Regions from separate parts of the Homo sapiens genome. Here regions 1, 2, 3 and 5 are each linked to region 4. Evidence: chromatin contacts called from ENCODE Hi-C data. All regions are on one chromosome and are shown on one strand. Each heading gives the region's core, a stretch centred on a gene start or an enhancer-like site at or near the end of the contact. The rest is flanking DNA. Distances are from core to core; before and after follow the strand shown.

Region 1 (3,521 bases), core at 348-2,847, 530 kb after region 4:
TTGAGAGTTAGATTCTTATAAAGTGAGTCTCCTATTTTAAGTATGCAGAAATGGTCTGATCTGTAATTACTGTACACATAAATAAAGAATCCAAATGCCAAATATTTAAAGAGGTCAATAATAAAATTCTTCCCATCAAATAAGTAAAAAAAAAAGAATAATTCAGAAGGAGAGATTTTTGTTTATAATTAAAGTGGAGTCCTTTGTCTTTTTTTCCTTGCAACTTTATTAAATCATCACATTTAAATAAAGATACTGGATCAAACCAAGGTGTAGTCAACCTTAAACATTATCTTTGGCTTTTTGATGTCAGGTGTGTGGATGGATGAGAAACAGCTTTATGGGACAACTATTCTCTGCTTATCGCTTCCCTACTTAGAGTGTAGGCTTGAGATACCACTTTAGAGACGTGGAAATACAGAGGGCTAATCAGCAATTTCTAACAGACACTAACTGCATAGAGATGTGAAATTTAATGAGATGATGTTAACACTTTTTTAAAAAACTGAATAAAAGTATAGAGAACCGTCAATTATCTGGGCCAGCGGAGGGGAACACTGACATGGATAATGAAAAGTGCACATAATGTTCCAGCTGAACAATGTTTGTCACCCTGCCATAGAGGTGTTCTTAACCCTTGACAGCTCTAGTTCATTGTCTGTGTAATAATAATAACAACTAGCTAATATCAAGTAATTATGTATCAGACCTTAAGCTAATCATTTTATATGTATTACATAAACTTAATCTCTATAATACCACCATGAGGTTGGTTCTATTACTATCCCCATTTGAACATGAATAATTTATAGACTGGAAAAATAAAGTAACTCATCTAAAATCCTATAGTTACTGGCAGAACTAGAATTCAAGCCAAGATTATCAGAATTGAGAATTATTTTCTTTGTTACTATTACACTGGTGGAATATTCACACAGAGTCCTAACCCTCACCCACATAGAGGAAATATTAAACATGCTTCGGTCTATCTTCTATTGAAACCCCACTCACAGAAGCAAGGATGGGTGTCTGAACTGCAATTTTTATAAACTTCATGAGTATACTTCAGTGTTCACTGTAATGATACCCTGATATCCAGTAAGAATGTCCATAGCTTCATACTGACTTCATTGAAAACTGATTTTAACCCTCACACATAACCCCTTGCTTAAGATTGTTGAGTACCCCCTGAATTGAGGAAAACCACAATGGAGAATCACTTCTCCAGCACATTATACTGTAATTGTGAGAGTGGGTATGAGGGTGAGAGAGGAAGGATTCAATCAGAACCACGTGACTCCATTAAATAAGGATTTAAAGTCAAACCTGACTGGGCTAATTTTTATTTTGCCTTTGATCTCCAGAACAAGCTTTATCACCCAGCATTGATAGCCCTATTACAGCCACACTAAGGTAATGCATCATTGATAGGTAACTTGGTTATAAAATAGATCTAGGTGCTGTGCAGAGGTATGGATCCAAACACCACACATGGTAACAACCTGTCAAGGGGGCTTGGTTCTAATCTGGGAATTTTCCACTCCCCAGAAGAGGAAGTAACGCCAAGATGACACACCAACCACACCTTAAGAACAAGTATCTAAAAACAGAAGTGAAACTCTCATTTGCAGGTTTGCACCCTCCTCCCACATCTCCCAGATTAGGCCTGCCTATCATGGGATATAGATTTTTATGGTGATGAAAAGAGGTAAATTTGGAGCAATTTGTGGAATGTAGAGAGGACCTTAACCTAAATATGAGTTTCTGAAAATATGCCCTCTTTAAGATCAGCTTATGACAGCATAACTCAATGAAATCCCTTCTAAATTGGTCCAGCAAGACAGGAAATCTCCTGTAGTACTCCCAAGAACTGCAGCTACTGAGGAGCACAGCTGGGTTAGAGGAGGTGGCAGGAATAGGGGAGGGAAGGTTTGTCACATCAGTGACGGTATTAAACACCACACAGGAACTAGTCCTAGGAAAAGTGGGCACTCAATATACATCTGAAACAAATTTAAAAACCTCTTAAACACCCTCTTAAAATATACCACTATAAATAAAACCTCATTCTTTATATTTTGCGTGAATTTTAAAGTGCCACTATCTGAAGAAAAAAACCAATCAGCCAGTTACATTAGCATGATGGCCACTGAGGTCAAGGCATTCTTGGTTCCTTGATTTCAGTCAAGGCTCCTAATATATAATGGCCTGTATGTGAAGAGCATATAGATGTATACGGCTGGGAAGGCATGATATTTTAAAATAGTTTCTACCACAGTATTTCCAAAAAACAATGCTTTCCTCATTAAAACAGTGGCTGCAATGCCACACTTCTATCACATTTTCCTTCCTTTTCAGCTCTACTCTTGGAGCCTATAAAAGATAACTAATATTTTAAAAGAAATAATGATAAAATAAAAGTATGACATAAATCATGGTGACCCTTAAGGAAACAGGGTCTTCCTTTGATGCTTATCAGTCATTGTTACATCCTCTAAGCATTGTTAAAAATAACACCCGTGTCTATAAGGCTCCCTTGTTTTCCCATGCTTCCCATGGGAATTAACTGATCAAATCTTTACACTGCTGCAGGGGATGTAAAATGGCGTTATGCAAAAAGTGTTAATGTTTCCATTTTCTGCCCAATTCAGAATCCAGTGGAAATTAACCTTTCTACCAAAAAAAAAAAAAAAAAAAAAAAACAAAAACATAATAAAGTACCCCTTCTTATCACAACAGGGGAGAGAACAAAAAGGCAGCAGACAGGATTTGCTGGCAAGATGGCCAAATAGGAACAGCTCCCATCTGCAGCTCCCAGCGAGATCAACACGGAAGGCAGGTGATTTCTACACTTCCAACTGAGGTACCCGGTTCATCTCACTGGGACTGGTTGGACAGTTGGTGCAGCCCACGGAGGGCTAAAGCTGGGTAGGGCATCGCCTTGCCCAGGAAGCGCAAGGGGTAAAGGGATTTCCCTCCCCCAGCCAAGTGAAGCCATGAGAGACTGTACCGGGAGGAACAGTGCACTCTGGCCCAGATACTGTGCTTTTACCACAGTGTTTGCAACCGGAAGACCAGGAGATTCCCGCCGGTGCCTAGGCCACCAGGGCCTGGGTTTCAAGCACAAAACTGGGCAGCCGTTTGGGCAGACACCGAGCTAGCTGCAGCAGTTTATTTTTCATACCCCAGTGGCACCTGGAATGCCAGGGAGACAGAACCGTTCACTCCCCTGGAAAGGGGGCTGAAGCCAGGGAGCCAAGTGGTCTGGCTCGGCAGGTCCCACCTCCACGGTGCCCAGCAAGCTAAGATCCACTGGCTTGAAATTCTCGCTGCCAGCGTAGCAGTGTGAAGTCGACCTGGGACGCTTAAGCTAGGTGGGGGTGGGAGAATCGCCTTTGCTGAGGCTTGAGTAGGTGGTTTTACCCTCACAGTGTAAACAAAGCCATCGGGAAGGTTGAAATGGGCAGAGCCCACTGTAGCTCAGCAAGGCCAGGCCAAAGGCCGCTGGTGGCCAGACTCCT
Region 2 (3,292 bases), core at 662-3,161, 550 kb after region 4:
TCCATTTAGAAACTGAAGTAACAAAAATCACATAAGCAGGGATGTCTCCTGGTATTCGAAAACATATAAAAAGAAGAAATCATCACAAATACCAAAATAAACTTTTTTTTCCAGTAAATTCAATAGAAGCTAGAATTTCAAACTTGCTTTGAGATGCACCCACACATATGGATATTCATCTGAAGCGATTAATTTGGTCTACTCATTATTAACAGGAACTTGTTCATTTGCTGGCAAACTCAAACCTGAGTAAAAATTGTTAGAAATTCAAACAGTGTATGAGGCTCCAAAAGTCACAATTTGACCTACGATTCTAGCTTAGAGCTATGTAAAATCCAGACAACTGTCTACTGAACTCACAGCAGTGGATTTGAAAGAGCACAGCTTAATTCAGTTAAGGTTGGCATTCATTTCAAGTGAATTCATTCGGTCTGAAAATTGTCCCTTTGAATCACCCATTTTCTGGTGATCAGCATTTTACTGGGTTCAGAGTCTGATTTTCTCTACTACTTCACTCCACACTGTTAGTTGAAGGCAGACACTGGAAAAGAATTGGTTTAAAAGACTCCAGGTTAACCCACAGCAAATATGTATCATGCGTCAGGCTGTAGCTAGGTCATGCTCTTTTGATATTCATGAAAGGAATATCCATCACAGGTCCAATGCAAAACTATGAAATAAGCAAAAATCTTGACAACCTCTTTCATTTGTTTTTTTCCCTTTGTCCAATACCCCAGGAGGGCCTGATGGCTTTATCCTACTCAAAATCTGCTCCCAATATAAAAAAATCATCAGTCATTTATAAGTTTTTGAGCACTTAAATCGTAGTACTACCTCTCCCAGAATTATCTGAACTTTAAGCGTTACAGAACAACAAGTTTTCTCCCTTATAAAAGTAATTTCAGCTATTAAGGATAGATGTGCAAGAGTTTTGGGTAGAAGAGAGAGGTAGGAAGAATTAGAATCATTGCCACTAGAATCATAACCAATGATAACTGCCTTCATCTATAACTTAAATCTGTCAAATCTAAAAGTATGCTTTCCTCTCTTTGCTTGCTGTCTTCTCTATTTTCTCCCTAATAGTATGCGTGTGTATGTATGTGTGTATACACAGAGATGGCAGTAAGAGTGGCTACACAGAGCAAAGATATGTACACATATAGAAGGATATATGCAAGAATGTGTTTTTTACTTACAGCTTTGTTTTATGAGAACCAAGATCTTGCCTAAAGTCACCTTCAGAACATTATCTAATATACATGCAAACATACTGCCCATAGAAGTCAGAACTAAGTGCCTCAAGACAAGCCACTTAAATTCCCCAGATCTCAGTCTTCTCATCTGTAAAATGATACAGATCTGTTTTAGCTCTAATGTTCTACTATGAACTTTAGGCAGCAGTTTGCAGCTGGTAAATAATTTTAGATAGGTCAACTAGTAAAGTCTCACACATAAATTCACTTCTTTGTGCTTCCTTTGTGTTCCACTTTCCCTTAGAATTTTAGGATTTAGAAAGGACAAAGACAGGTACATACCATGTATACACTTCTCTTAATGTCTCCAGTCTTTTCAGATTTTCCTTAACTCTGACATCCTGGCACTGTTTCTCAGTGGTGGCATCCTGGGCATTTTGGCTGAAAATTATTTGGGTGCAGCATTTCCACAGCAGTACACGTTGTAGAGCATCTGGCAACCATGGTTCTGTGTACTAAATGCTAGTCCTGCCCTTATATCATTGTCACTGTCACAACCAAAAATGCCCTCACTACCAACTACATCATTTTTAGATTGTATTTTATAATTTGTTACTGAAATATATGTTATTATATATTCTTATATAAGCTACTGTAGAATTTGTTTTCAAGTGTTTGGTTTATTTTGGTGGGGTGGGGGGAGCTCCGTCTTTGCTGAGCACTGTTTCTCACGTGTTTGTATTTCCATGACCAGAGTGTAAACACCTTGAGCACACAAACCATATCTTCTATTTCTTTAGTGTTCCCAAAGCACAAAAGACCGGGCATGAAATAGTTCTGTTAATATTTACTCAATGATGGATTGTTTTACTAATTATAAGCTTTCCCCTTTAACTAAAAATAGGCCACTAAAAAAATTAGTCCTGAGAAACTACATTAAAAACAAGGTACCTTCTGAGTTGAGATATTTTCCAGTCATGAAAACACTTCACCAGATGTTTCCATTCATCAGAATTCAATGTCTAACATTGCGATTTAGTTTTAAAATGCTTATTTTTCTACTACATGGTTTCTTTGGCATCTGACCCAATTTCACTTAAATCCTGAATTCCTCAGCTAGTGGACACTGCTGAATGGAGGACTCTTGAGGACACCACATTCCTTTATGCTGCTTCAGTGACCTTTACGCTGCTTCAGTGACTGTAGTTTTGTTACATCCCTTACTGGACTTCAATGCTTGCCATCAATAGGCTTGATAACTGTTTTGCTAATTCTATTATGGAATATTAGGTAGTCTTTCCAGAAGCTTAAGCTTTGGTATATGTTGTTAAAATAATTTTATTTAGTCACTTTCTCTTCTGTGATAATTACACATTTCAGATGAGATACAGTTTTGTTTATAGGCTCATATAGGTAGATGCCTATACTTCCTGACTTCTATACTTCTTCATTTTGATGCCTATACTTCTTCATTTTGTCCAAATCATAATGATAAATTTAACGTAAGGTTTTAATGAGCACTCATAGCAAGGGTAGAATTACTAACAACCAGCCCTATTGTTAGTTGTCTGTATAAGTTTTTCAGAATGTAGTTAGCATTGTGACCAGAATTTCATCTGGAAAAGTTAACCCCTTGCTGCTTGCAGACTGGCAGCACGGGAATCACTGGGATCTCAGACCCACTGCAGTTCTACCAAGTCAGAATCTGAATTTTAACAAGATCCCTGGGTGATTTGTGTGCACCTTGAAATTTGAGACATGGTGCACTAAACCATGTAATGATATATTCTGCTGTTATGGTCCAATAAGAGATTGTGATTGTAGAGAGGGCAAATTTAGAGGGAAAATTTGTTTCAGTCTCTGTGTACAATGAGTGATAAAAATTTTACTACTCCTTCGGTAACATATTTTACTCAAACTTATCTCAAAAGTTCACGGTAGTTATCAGATAACTCAATATATTTTCAGCTCTGAAATAAAATGTGCAATAATATACATCCAATATGTTTATGAATTTAAACAACCATGGAATTGGAATGAGTGATGAGTAGAGAAGAAAGAATATACATGGGTTATAGCAGCATATATGACATTACTTC
Region 3 (3,638 bases), core at 395-2,894, 860 kb after region 4:
GGTGACAGAGAGAGATTCTGGCTCAAAAAATAATAATAATAATAATTAGCCAGGTGTGATGGTGCACACGTGTTGTCCCAGTTTCTTGGGAGGCTGACATGGAAGGATCACTTGAGCCCAGGAGTTTGAGGACACAGTGAGTCATGATCATGCCACTGCACTCCAGCCTGGATGACATAGCAATGATCTGTCTCAAATAATAAAAAAAAAAAAATAAAAAGGCTGTTTATTCCTTAATTCATGCATTATATATGAGAAATATATAGAATATAGAAAAATACGTAGAAATAGAAGAAAAAAATTAACTCATCTTGTGACTTGAGAATATAGGAGAAATGAGGATGAAAAACACTTTGCTGTCTTGGGAATATATGATTGATATTTAATGAATGTTTTAGATCATTTTCATGACTACGGTGAAAGGATAAGGAAGGTGGTGAAAGACTGTGCAGTTGTCTTGGAAGTAAAAGAAATTTTCTTTTACATTTTTAAAAAAGGACACTGACAACAAGACCAGACAAAGTTGATCTGAATTCTGCATCCTGAAATTTGCAACCAGAATGCTTAAAAAAAAAATAGTTCCACCAATGGCTCAACCTGATACTTAAAGATGCTTCTATATATCTACTTTAAACATTAGCCACTTCCTCTTCAAATACCATTTATCTCAAACAGGTAGGATGAGAATGGAAACTCATTATTATGTGCGCCTGAGAGTTTCCTGGATTGAGGCGTTCATCACTAGCCCTATTACGATCATTATGTAGAATGCTCTCTGCAACTGGCTGCTCGGAGATTTCAGTCAAGTCCCCCCCAACCCCTCCCCCGCCCCAAATGTGTTTCTTGGGTTGGTATCAATCATAATTGCACACTCCAAAGTCAGAGGAAATCGTTTTACAATTAATAACGCACAATAGAATCCTTGAGCAATCATTTTAAGTGAGGTCACCAAGTCTGACCTTTCCCTAACGTGGCTATGGGCCCCTTACAAGGCCGGGTGCACAGAACTTACAGGAAAGCAAACCAAGCTTCCAGAGCAATCCGCATCCCCCTCCGCCCCCCTCCTCCCCCCTCCGCCTCCTCTCCTCCTCCCTCTTTTCGAAGAGCCCTGTGTGTGGTAGACCCAGACCTGGCAGAAGGAAGAAAACGCCCTACTAGTTAGAGCCAATGGAGAGAGACCGCAACAGTGACTGTTAACGCTCTCAGAGCTAGCCCATCCCTGCAACACTGAGTGGGTTTGAACCGCAAGCAGGTCATCATTACGCAACCAGCATCAGCTGGTTATTCAAAAATAGCAGCTTGGGCTCCCCCACAAACCCGCGCCAGCAAAGCTCCCAGTCCTTGGCGGCTCCGGCAACACACCTCGACATTTCCATACTCCTGTGTACAAAATAATTTTTTAAAGCCTTACCAAATACCTACTCAATTTTCACATCCACAGATGTGGTCAGCGTTTTCCAACGCTCCTGATTCTCCTGGATTTAGCCATTTTACATAAAATCCTCAGTTACTTATGCAAAAGACCCAGAAATCGGAACATCTTGACCACACCTACCTGCTTCTCACACGCAGGGCATTTTACTCGCCCACACTGAGGAGCCTCTTGGAGCGTCTCCCTCTCAGCGTCCCAGGAAGTGCGTTCCCAGCGAGGTACACCGGAGGCTTCTGGGAGCGCAGTCAGGTTTTCCCGTGGCCCTGAACGGCAATGCCCTGGATGGCTGGGACTACAATTCCCAGAATCCACTGGGCCGCCAGCCGCAGGCAACATCCTGCGACCACCTCCTGCCCTTCCCTTTCTCTGCCTCCACCTCCCCGGATTTCTCTTGCACCTTATGTTCCGTCTAGAATTGGGTTATCGGTTAAAGAAAAAAAAAAGGCAAAACGAAACAAAACTAAAAGTAGTTTTGAGTTGGATACCTAAGTACCCAGGTGACTTGAAGGTGACTTGCCCGTAGGAAGGTTAGCAAAAATTCTTAAATCTGGATTTTTTTTCCCCTCAAAGTGTTTATCTAGGCAAAAAGTAGAAAAAGAGCTCAAAGTCTAGAACCAAACAGCCCAGATTTGTATGGGGCTTTGCTGTGTATTGATTGGGTGGCCCTGGGAAAGTTATCTCTACATCTGGAGGTTATCTGGAAAAATGGGGATAAGATCACCCACATCATACTGTTGTCTTGAAAACTGAGGGACCTAATATAGCTAAAGTACAGTATAGCTAGCTATTAGATATTTGAACTAATTTTACTCTCCCACACAATTTCTACTGTCCTGTCCCTTTCTCTGTTGGCTTCTCTCCAATGTGAAGTCCTGCATTAGTGAATGAATATCTGAATTAAACTAAAAGATTCCAAAGTCCTAAATAGCAATGATCTGATTTTTTAAAAAATAAAGGATGCTGAAGTGTTGTGATGCCTACTACTTCGAAATGATCACACATACACACACACATACACACACACAAATGGATATAAAGTGTGGCAAAGTGTATAATTGTTGGATTCATGAAGAATATGTTTGTGGGTGTCTCTTGTACTATTCTTTCAAATTCTCTGTATCTTAGAAATTTTTCAAAATAAAAAGAAGAAAAAGTATCATAGTTTATACAAAAGGATGGCACCCATCCCAAGTAAGTATAACCTTGGCAAGTAAGGTAACCCCTTTGTGCCTCAAGGTCTCATCTGTAACAGTATATCTACATCAGAAAATTGTGATGAGGATTAAATGAATTACTACAGAGACAGTTACAACAGTATCTGACGCATAATAAGGACTATATGTTTGCTATTAGCATTTTCCATTTTGCGTTGCTCTAGTAACAATGAGACTATTTGTCAGAGACTTTTTAAAAAGGGAGGGTAGAGAGGCTACTATCAGTCCACTGCTACCTCCTTCTTATGTGTGATACTGCTTTAGAGGATGGATAAGGTTATCTAAGGCCAGAAGCAATCCGATCCCAAAGCCAGACTGGGAAATGTAATAATGAGGAAGAAAGATAGCATTGGGTGGTGAAAAGATTTCTGGGCTCCAGGCCAGCTCTGGCAATAGCAGATGGATAATAGCAATGTGACAAACGATAATCACTTATTTCCTCTGAACTTCAGTTCTCTCATCTATAAAGCTGAATTGAATCAAATAACTATGTACAAAATCATCTTATAACTTATTTCCCAATCACTGATGAATACTGCCTGATTAGAGGACTTTAGCTGGGAGGTACTTGCAATTGATTACAATAATTTTAAAAAATCACAGCACAAAAAGGAAGGAAAGACAACCCTATTCCTAGACTTACTGTTCAAGCTGGGGTCTAAAATGCCTGCCTCTGGCATAGCAAAGATGGAACAGAATACTTAAATACCCTGTTGGAGTTCAATAGTTAGATAATTGGAATATAATTCTCAAAAATACTTTAGATAAGAATTTAGATCTGCAATTAACAATCCTGTCTTTCCTCTTTTTCTCATTAGAGATTCTTCAAGGAGAAAGTCAAATCTTAAATTCACTGCAGTGTACCATTCACCACCAAAATTCTACAGAGATTCCCATTTGGTCACTGTGTTAGATTTCTATTGCTGCTGTGACAAATTACCACAAATTCAAAGGCTTAAAACACAATAAATTTATTATCTTACAATTCTGGA
Region 4 (3,407 bases), core at 550-3,049:
CGGCCAGGTGAAAATACTGTGAGTTGGCTTCGATGGCCTCGTGGCCCCACTTCATGCCAGCCGCCAGGAACCAGGTGAGCGACAGGATCACCCACCAGATGGAGCTGGCCATGCTGAAGAAGTAGAGCATCATGAAGAGGATGGTGCAGCCCTCCTTCTTGGTGCCCTGCGCCACAGTGCGTGCCCCGTCCTCGGCGAACTTGTCATTACACACCACTCGGTCTTCCAGGAGGAAGCCGGCGATGTAGGCCACGGCCACGGCCGTGTAACAGCCGGACAAGAAGATGATGGGCCGCTCCGGGTAGCTGAAGCGCCGCATGTCCACCAGGTACGTAAGCACCGTGAAGAGCGTGGAGGCGCAGCACAGCACTGACCAAATGCCAATCCAGGTGCGCGAGAAGCGCAGCTCCTCGGGCCCGAAGTACATGAGCCCATACACCTTGGTCGGCTCACAAGGTGCGCCGCAGTCCTTCTCCCCCAGGAAGTGGTAGTTGAGGTAGGAGGGCACCTTGAGGGCGCGCGGGCAGGAGAACTTGCCTCGCTCCGACGCGCCGGCGCCCCCCGGGAAGCCGCCACGGTGCCCTCCGCCGCCGTGCTGAGGGTTGCTGGTCCAGAACTCTGGAAGCAGCGAGGGCGTCGGGGTGCCCTTGTCGGACGTGTTCTGGCCCACGCACAGCTCGCCGGCGCCGTGCACCGGGAACTTCTCACACTTGAGCGTGTCTGGCCACTGGAAGCCGAACTTGTTCATGAGCGCCTCGCAGCCCTGGCGCGCGCGCTCGCACAGGGAGCGGCAGGGCGGCAGCGCCTGCTCTAGCACGGTGCACACGGGCGCGTACATGGAGCACAGGAAGAACTTGAGCTCAGCGGAACACTGCACTTTCACTAGAGGGTAGAACTGGTGCACCTCCAGGCCCGCGTCCTCCTGGTTCGTGTGGCCCAGCAGGTTGGGCATGATGGTCTGGTTGTACGCGATGTCCGTGCACAGCGGGATGGAGATGGGCTGGCAATAGCCGTGGTCCGGGACGGAGATGCCCCGCTCGCCGTTGTACTGCTGCCCGCTCTGTTGCTGCTGAGGCGGCGGCGGCGGTTGCTGCCCCGGCCCGGGCCCCTGGCCTGGCCCCTGGCCCGCCGCCTGGGCCCGGACCCCCAGCAGCAGCGGAGCCTCCAGCAGCCAAAGCAGCAGCAGCAGCTGGCGCGCCAATCGCCGGGGGTCAACTGGCGGGCGGCGGCGGCCACCGGCGTCCCCGCTGCCCTCCTCCGCCAGCCGGGCCGAGAGCGCCCCGGCACAAAGTTCCCAGCTCGCGCCACCGCCGGCGGCCCGGGACTTCTTAGGCGCCTCCTCCTCAGCCATACTTTCTCGGCTCCTCTCTTGGCGCCGCTCCGCTGGGGCTGCCAGGGGCACGGCCGGCGGCGGCTCCCCCTGCGGCCAGGGAGACCTCTGCGCGGGTGCCCTCCGTCGAGCCCAAGCCGCTTTCGGCCCGCTCCCCCGGCTCCTGTTCTGCGTACCGCAGCCGCCGCCGCCGCGGAAACTTGCGATTCATGAAGCGCGGGCGGCGGGGAGAACCCGGGTGGCTAGGGCGCGCCGGGGTCGTGTCCCGCCTTCCTGGCCCTCGGCTCGCTGGCTCCCGGCTGGCGGCGCCGCGCTAGTGGCCGCGGCCCCGTAGAGAGCGCAACTCTCCGCAGCCCAGCGGGCTCGGCTCCCCCCTGCGCCTCCGCCTCCTTCTCCGCCGCCGCCGCCTGACCATTTGTGTCAATCCCTCAACTCGCTCCCTCTCCTCTGCCTCGCGCGCCCTCGGACCGGTTTCCAGGCGCCCCGTAGTCTGTCTTTCACCAGGAGGGAGGAGCCTTGAAACCGACGCAGAACTGGAGGCTCAGGGACCGTCGCCCAATCGCGGCTCCGGCTTCCCGGCGCAAAGGGAGCCGGCCGCCTCCTCGCCAGAGCGAAAGCCAGCGGCAGGAGGGCGGGGTAGGAGGAGGCGGGAGGAGGAGGAAGTAGTGGTGGTGGCACTACTCAGGCACAAAGAGTAGGATTGCTCTGAAGCGGGACAGGCTTGGTTGCTTTTGCTTTTTCAGAAGAAAAAGGCGAGGATACGTAGGAGAATGGTCCCATATGCTGCTGGAGATAATGAATAGGAGTCAGAGGACCGCGGGACTTCGCTTTTCTTTTATTTTATCCATTATCATGTTTAAAAATCCTGCTCTTAACGCTGGTTACCAACAGCAAACCGGGTTCTGCTTCCAGAACAGATGCCTTTGACTTAAGGAGCGCACGGTTTCCTTTGAGTTTGTGTCTGTCGAGGTTTTGTTTAACATATTACATTAATAAATCCTCCAGTTCGCAGGCTGGGCTTGGCGGGCTTTGGTCGCGCCATTTCCCCAGAGGAGACGTTCACGGGATCGCTGTCAAATGAAACAAAACACAAACTTTGATGGAATTTGGAAAGTAAAGCCAGATGCGCCTTCTGCTACTATCATTCTTCTTGGAGTCAAACTCCTTTTTTTCCGCCTCTTTAATCAAGTCAGAAACAGAAGCAAAAGAAAACTATCCATTAAATTTTTGGAGAGAAAAACTTAAGAACCCGACGACCGAGGCAGTGGGGGCGCCTCTCTGGGATCGTCCTCGCCGCTCCAGACCGCAGAGGTGGCGCCGGCGGGAGCTGCACTCGCCGGCAGCTTGGGCCCCTGGGGAGCCTTTCTAAACCCTGGGGACGCCCACGGCTCCGATGGGAACTCCTGGGACCTGGGCCATTTAGGTTCCACAGGCTGGGCTGCAGAGCTGGAGACGCCAGTTTAATAAACAAAACAAACAAACAGTCTGAAAGCAAACAGCGAACTGCACATTCTCTTCCTAATTCCAAAACAGCATAATCCGTCTCAACAGACGCACATTAATGTTGTTTTCCTTGTAAGATTATTTTAAATGATGGTTTGACTATGTAATTCAGTTTTATAAGAAAAGTGCCATTGGACTATTAATTCTTCCATTTTTTTTTTTTTTTTGCCTGTGATCAGACTCTATCTCAGCGTACTTTTCACCAATTACTTTCTATCATTCATTTACACATTCATTTGTTTAATAGATACCAACCACCCATTGTGCTATAAGCACTCTTAGGTCGTAGAGTATAAAATGAAGGAGACCTGTGCCAGCCTTAGAGAGGGGCATAGTACAGTGAGGCACAGAAATGCAAATCACTTGTTACAGTGTCCATCCCAAAGCCAAAAAGGCACATAGAAAGCAACCAGCTCAGATGAAATGGGGTTCTGACGGAGAGGTAGGTGCAAGGTGCAAAAGATTAAAGCTCAAATTCACTTGAATTGCTGAAGGGGGCCAGAGAGGTGAGTGTAGCTGAGGCACTTTGAGGGGAGGCAGGAGAAAAGGTTTTAATCCAGACTAAAACGTTTGG
Region 5 (3,388 bases), core at 358-2,857, 920 kb after region 4:
TTCAGCTGTGGCGGGGGCATCTCTAACCCCCATGTTCTTGAAGGGTCAACTGTATATCCAAAGCTACTAAAATACCCTTCTGGTATCTTTTATTTTCTTTTTTTTGAAACAGGGTCTGGTTCTGGTGCCTGGGCTCGAGTGCCGTGGCACTATCATAGCACTATCATTGCTGCAGCCTCAAACTCCTGGGCTCAAGCAATTCTCCCACTTCAGCCTCCCAAATGGCTGGGACTACAGGCACCACACCACCCCGACTGTTTTAAAGATGGGGTCTTGCTATGTTGCCCAGACTGGTCTTGAACTCCTGGCCTTAAGGGATCCTCCCACCTCAGCCTCCCAAGTAGCAAGAACAATAGGCTCACCTACCATGCCTAGTTCCTTCCTGTATCCTTTTCACTTGCTCAACCCTTCCTCTCTTCCTCTTTGCTCTGTACTACATGAAATACCGCCATTTCTACATGCCATTCTGCTCATGCTTTTCCTCTACTTAGAATGTCATTTGTTTTTCCTATCATAAATCCACCTAAACGTCATATTTTCTAACGTCTTTCCAAATTCCTCTAATCAATTCTCTGACTTTGCTGGCTCTCCCAGCAATTTGATTATATCTCTATTATTACACCTTTATAAATCTCACGCTGCATTTAGTGTTTACCTGTTTCCTTCACTAAATCAAGAACTTCTTGTAGGTAAAGGACTTACGTATTAACCTCTTAGGCTATTAAAATCAAAATAACTTAAGGAGTAATTTCTTAAATTCATAATCCACATCTCTAGTCATTTAGGATAGCTATTATAAAAAACAAATGGGATTTTTTTTTCAAGAAAGTTGAAATATTGACCATTCTGATATACTCGAGGAGAGTTTCTACAGTTCCATTAAATATGTAACACTTTTTTCCTGCTCTAGATTAATCAGATTCAGGGGTTTAGGAGCCTTACTTAAAAGGAGTATTTTACTCTGGTCGTTAGAAATAAAGTAATGGCCAAATATGACGCAGGCAACGTTTCAAAAAGCATTACTGATAGGATAAGATTTAAAAAATAAAAATTCAAAGCAGTTGTAAATTTTTACGGAAACGATTCTTAAGACCGACACCACACAAAAATCGACCTAAATGTTCTGCAGGAAGGCACATCAATTACACGCTTTCGTGTCTTCATAAAAATCCATTAGAAAAACCTTAAACAGCGCACTCAAGGAGAAATATATAAAAACAGGCTGTGGACATTAAAGGAAAAAAAACCACCACAACATTTGGGCCACAGCAGGCAGGTATCCCAGTTCCTCATACCACGTGCACACTATGTCTCTAAAGAACTTCAAACCCTGCCCCTGCCCCCAAACAACCGTCCAAACCACGCCAGGTACACACACCACTGTCACCGCTTACTGACAAAGCGCCACTACAGGAGGGGCGGAGAAGTCTATGGGAAAACCAAGCAAGGAAAAGGCCGCCACGAAGACAGTAGTGGAGAGACAGGGGAGCAAAGAAGAACCAGAGCTGTCAGCGCTAAGGGGACCAGGCTGAGGGGACCCGCACGGACCTTTCTGAACAACACGCAACTGCAATGCACCATGGCTGCAACAGGCCAGGAAACCTTCTTGCGGAAGCGGCACAAGCCGCAGTACAGCGCGGCCTTTTTACGTCATCCCCTGCCGCCGACGCGATTTCTCCTCCGCCCACACCTGCGGACTGGCGCATGCGTTGTGTGATGCTCTCGGGCGCCACCAGCCCCATGCGCTGTGCTTTGCACCCCACGGGTGGGGAGAGAAGGCGTTTTATCTATTAAAACACAGAGATAATCTCGAGAAGCCGTGGGACAAAGGACAGTAGGGCGTAGGTTGCGTGTCTCAGGAATTAACATTTTGAATGGAATGGAACTGAAGACTCAGCAGCCTTGGAGCAGCTTTTATGCTAATTGAGGAAACTAAGAATCTTCACCCTCAGCGTGAAAAAACCTCCAACGGACCATAAAACCAAACGTGTAAAAGACACAGAAACTCAACTGGGAAAAAAGAACCCCCAAAAGCCGTTAGTTCAGTGACGAGCTGAGTAGTCTCCAGCCAAAGCTTCCAGGAGACCATGAATTTAAAACTAGCGGCCGCACAAAGTTTTATTGAAAATAATGTCAGGATCTGAGATCTGTAAGAGGACTCTCCTGTGCAGTAAGAGAAAGAAGCTTGTTTACAACTGTCAGAAAGTAGCTTCTTGGAGTCGGGAAGACGGGTTTTTATCCGTCATTTGAAGCGTGCCTTTGTGAGAATTAAGACACGATGTGAAAAATCCCTCTCTCTCTTGATTACTTTTCAGGACCAGAAGAGAGTAGCTCTCCCCAACCCCTCATGCAGCGAAAAAATGTATGCAGCTGAAGTAAACGGCCCTGCACAGCGTTGCCAGCCGTATAACTCTTAACAACCCAAACTAATAAATCCTAGAAACCTTTCATACTTTGATACGATATGGCTCTGTGTCGCCACCCAAATCTCATCTTCATTTGTAATCCCCATTGTGGAAGTAGGGAAGTGATTGGATCATGCAGGGCTGTTTCTCTCCTGCCGCTCTCCTGATAGGGAGTTCCCACAAGAGCTGACGGTTTTATAAGTGTTTGGAAGTTCCTCCTTCTTTCTTCTCTCTCCTGCTTGCCATGTGAAGAAGGTGCTTGTTTCCGCTTCCCCTTTTGCCATGATTATAAGTTTTCTAAGGCCTCCCCAGCCATGTAGAACTGTGAATCAATTAAGCCTCTTTCCTTTATAAATTACCCAGTCTGCGCAGTTCTTTATGGCACTGTGAAAACTGACTAATACCTCAATGTGACAGTGTCTTCTACTCCTCACTTAGGACAGTGATTATTTGGAAAGACATGATGTGAAAACCCCGTCTTGATTACTTTGCTGCTACTGGACCTTCTGCTTACAACCACCAATCAGAAAAGCTGTAGTTGTCATTTAACCTGCAGTAGTTGTATTTTCCCTCTGTGGATTACTTTAATGTTGAATATTAACACCAGCAACAGATGTTGATTACTATCAGTGTTCCTACCTCTCATTAATATGAACATTAGGTTGTTGCTGTGTAGATGTTTTTAATTTAATGACATTTGCTGCCATTAAGATTACTATCTTACTAGGTTTTCCTATTGTGTCAGAATAGTGTTGAGCCCAATGTACTTATTTTCCAATGCCTATTTCTTGTTAGTGAACACAATCTCAAATACTTTTCTTTCACATAACATATACATGGGGAAATGATCACAGCAACTAAAAAAAAAAAAATGGGAGATTGATATAGAAATATCTCAAAATGATGAGGATCATTGTGTACTGTAAACAAAAAAGAAAGCATAATATTTACCTCTGACAAAATGTGGTCAGGGCCTGAAGTAT

What was found. Hi-C counts contacts between places; a loop is a spot of excess contacts on that map. Pooled maps may share reads with other maps.
Region 1: a loop to region 4 is called in a pooled map, with 4 times the contacts of the local background. The contact joins the enhancer-like site here to the promoter of FZD1 in region 4. A Hi-C loop is called at or near these places in 1 of 168 maps with a recorded cell type or tissue (ascending aorta), 1 of 37 single-sample maps with no recorded cell type and 4 of 50 pooled maps.
Region 2: a loop to region 4 is called in a map of ascending aorta, with 2.4 times the contacts of the local background. The contact joins the enhancer-like site here to the promoter of FZD1 in region 4. A Hi-C loop is called at or near these places in 3 of 168 maps with a recorded cell type or tissue (GM12878, OCI-LY7 and ascending aorta), 22 of 37 single-sample maps with no recorded cell type and 11 of 50 pooled maps.
Region 3: a loop to region 4 is called in a map of ascending aorta, with 3 times the contacts of the local background. The contact joins the promoter of CLDN12 here to the promoter of FZD1 in region 4. A Hi-C loop is called at or near these places in 1 of 168 maps with a recorded cell type or tissue (ascending aorta), 2 of 37 single-sample maps with no recorded cell type and 13 of 50 pooled maps.
Region 5: a map of ascending aorta shows a loop between it and region 4 (12-fold over the local background). The contact joins the promoter of GTPBP10 here to the promoter of FZD1 in region 4. A Hi-C loop is called at or near these places in 3 of 168 maps with a recorded cell type or tissue (ascending aorta, gastrocnemius medialis and sigmoid colon), 7 of 37 single-sample maps with no recorded cell type and 19 of 50 pooled maps.

What each region holds. Positions count from the first base shown.
Region 1 is chr7:90,735,532-90,739,052 of GRCh38, reverse strand. All of the region lies in intron 3 of CDK14 (cyclin dependent kinase 14), which reads right to left. Among named protein-coding and RNA genes, the nearest start is that of CDK14, 140 kb to the right of the region's middle. RefSeq lists an enhancer at 1,418-1,707. Within about 2 kb of position 1,597, at least 4 of the 41 ENCODE cell types and tissues checked have a DNase peak (open chromatin) inside an H3K27ac peak, as active enhancers do.
Region 2 is chr7:90,716,535-90,719,826 of GRCh38, reverse strand. The region is part of intron 2 of CDK14 (cyclin dependent kinase 14); the gene reads right to left. Among named protein-coding and RNA genes, the nearest start is that of CDK14, 120 kb to the right of the region's middle. Within about 2 kb of position 1,911, at least 3 of the 41 ENCODE cell types and tissues checked have a DNase peak (open chromatin) inside an H3K27ac peak, as active enhancers do.
Region 3 is chr7:90,401,467-90,405,104 of GRCh38, reverse strand. CLDN12 (claudin 12) reads right to left here and starts at 1,644. Exons shown (of 4, transcript NM_001185072.3): 1 at 1,556-1,644. RefSeq lists an enhancer at 939-1,464.
Region 4 is chr7:91,262,825-91,266,231 of GRCh38, reverse strand. FZD1 (frizzled class receptor 1) reads right to left here and starts at 1,799. Exons shown (of 1, transcript NM_003505.2): 1 at 1-1,799. The coding sequence starts at 1,351. RefSeq lists silencers at 1,055-1,114, 1,205-1,714 and an enhancer at 1,835-2,014.
Region 5 is chr7:90,344,935-90,348,322 of GRCh38, reverse strand. GTPBP10 (GTP binding protein 10) reads right to left here and starts at 1,607. Exons shown (of 10, transcript NM_033107.4): 1 at 1,549-1,607. The coding sequence starts at 1,581. The region is part of intron 1 of LOC107986715 (a long non-coding RNA gene); the gene reads left to right. RefSeq lists enhancers at 1,362-1,791, 2,002-2,141.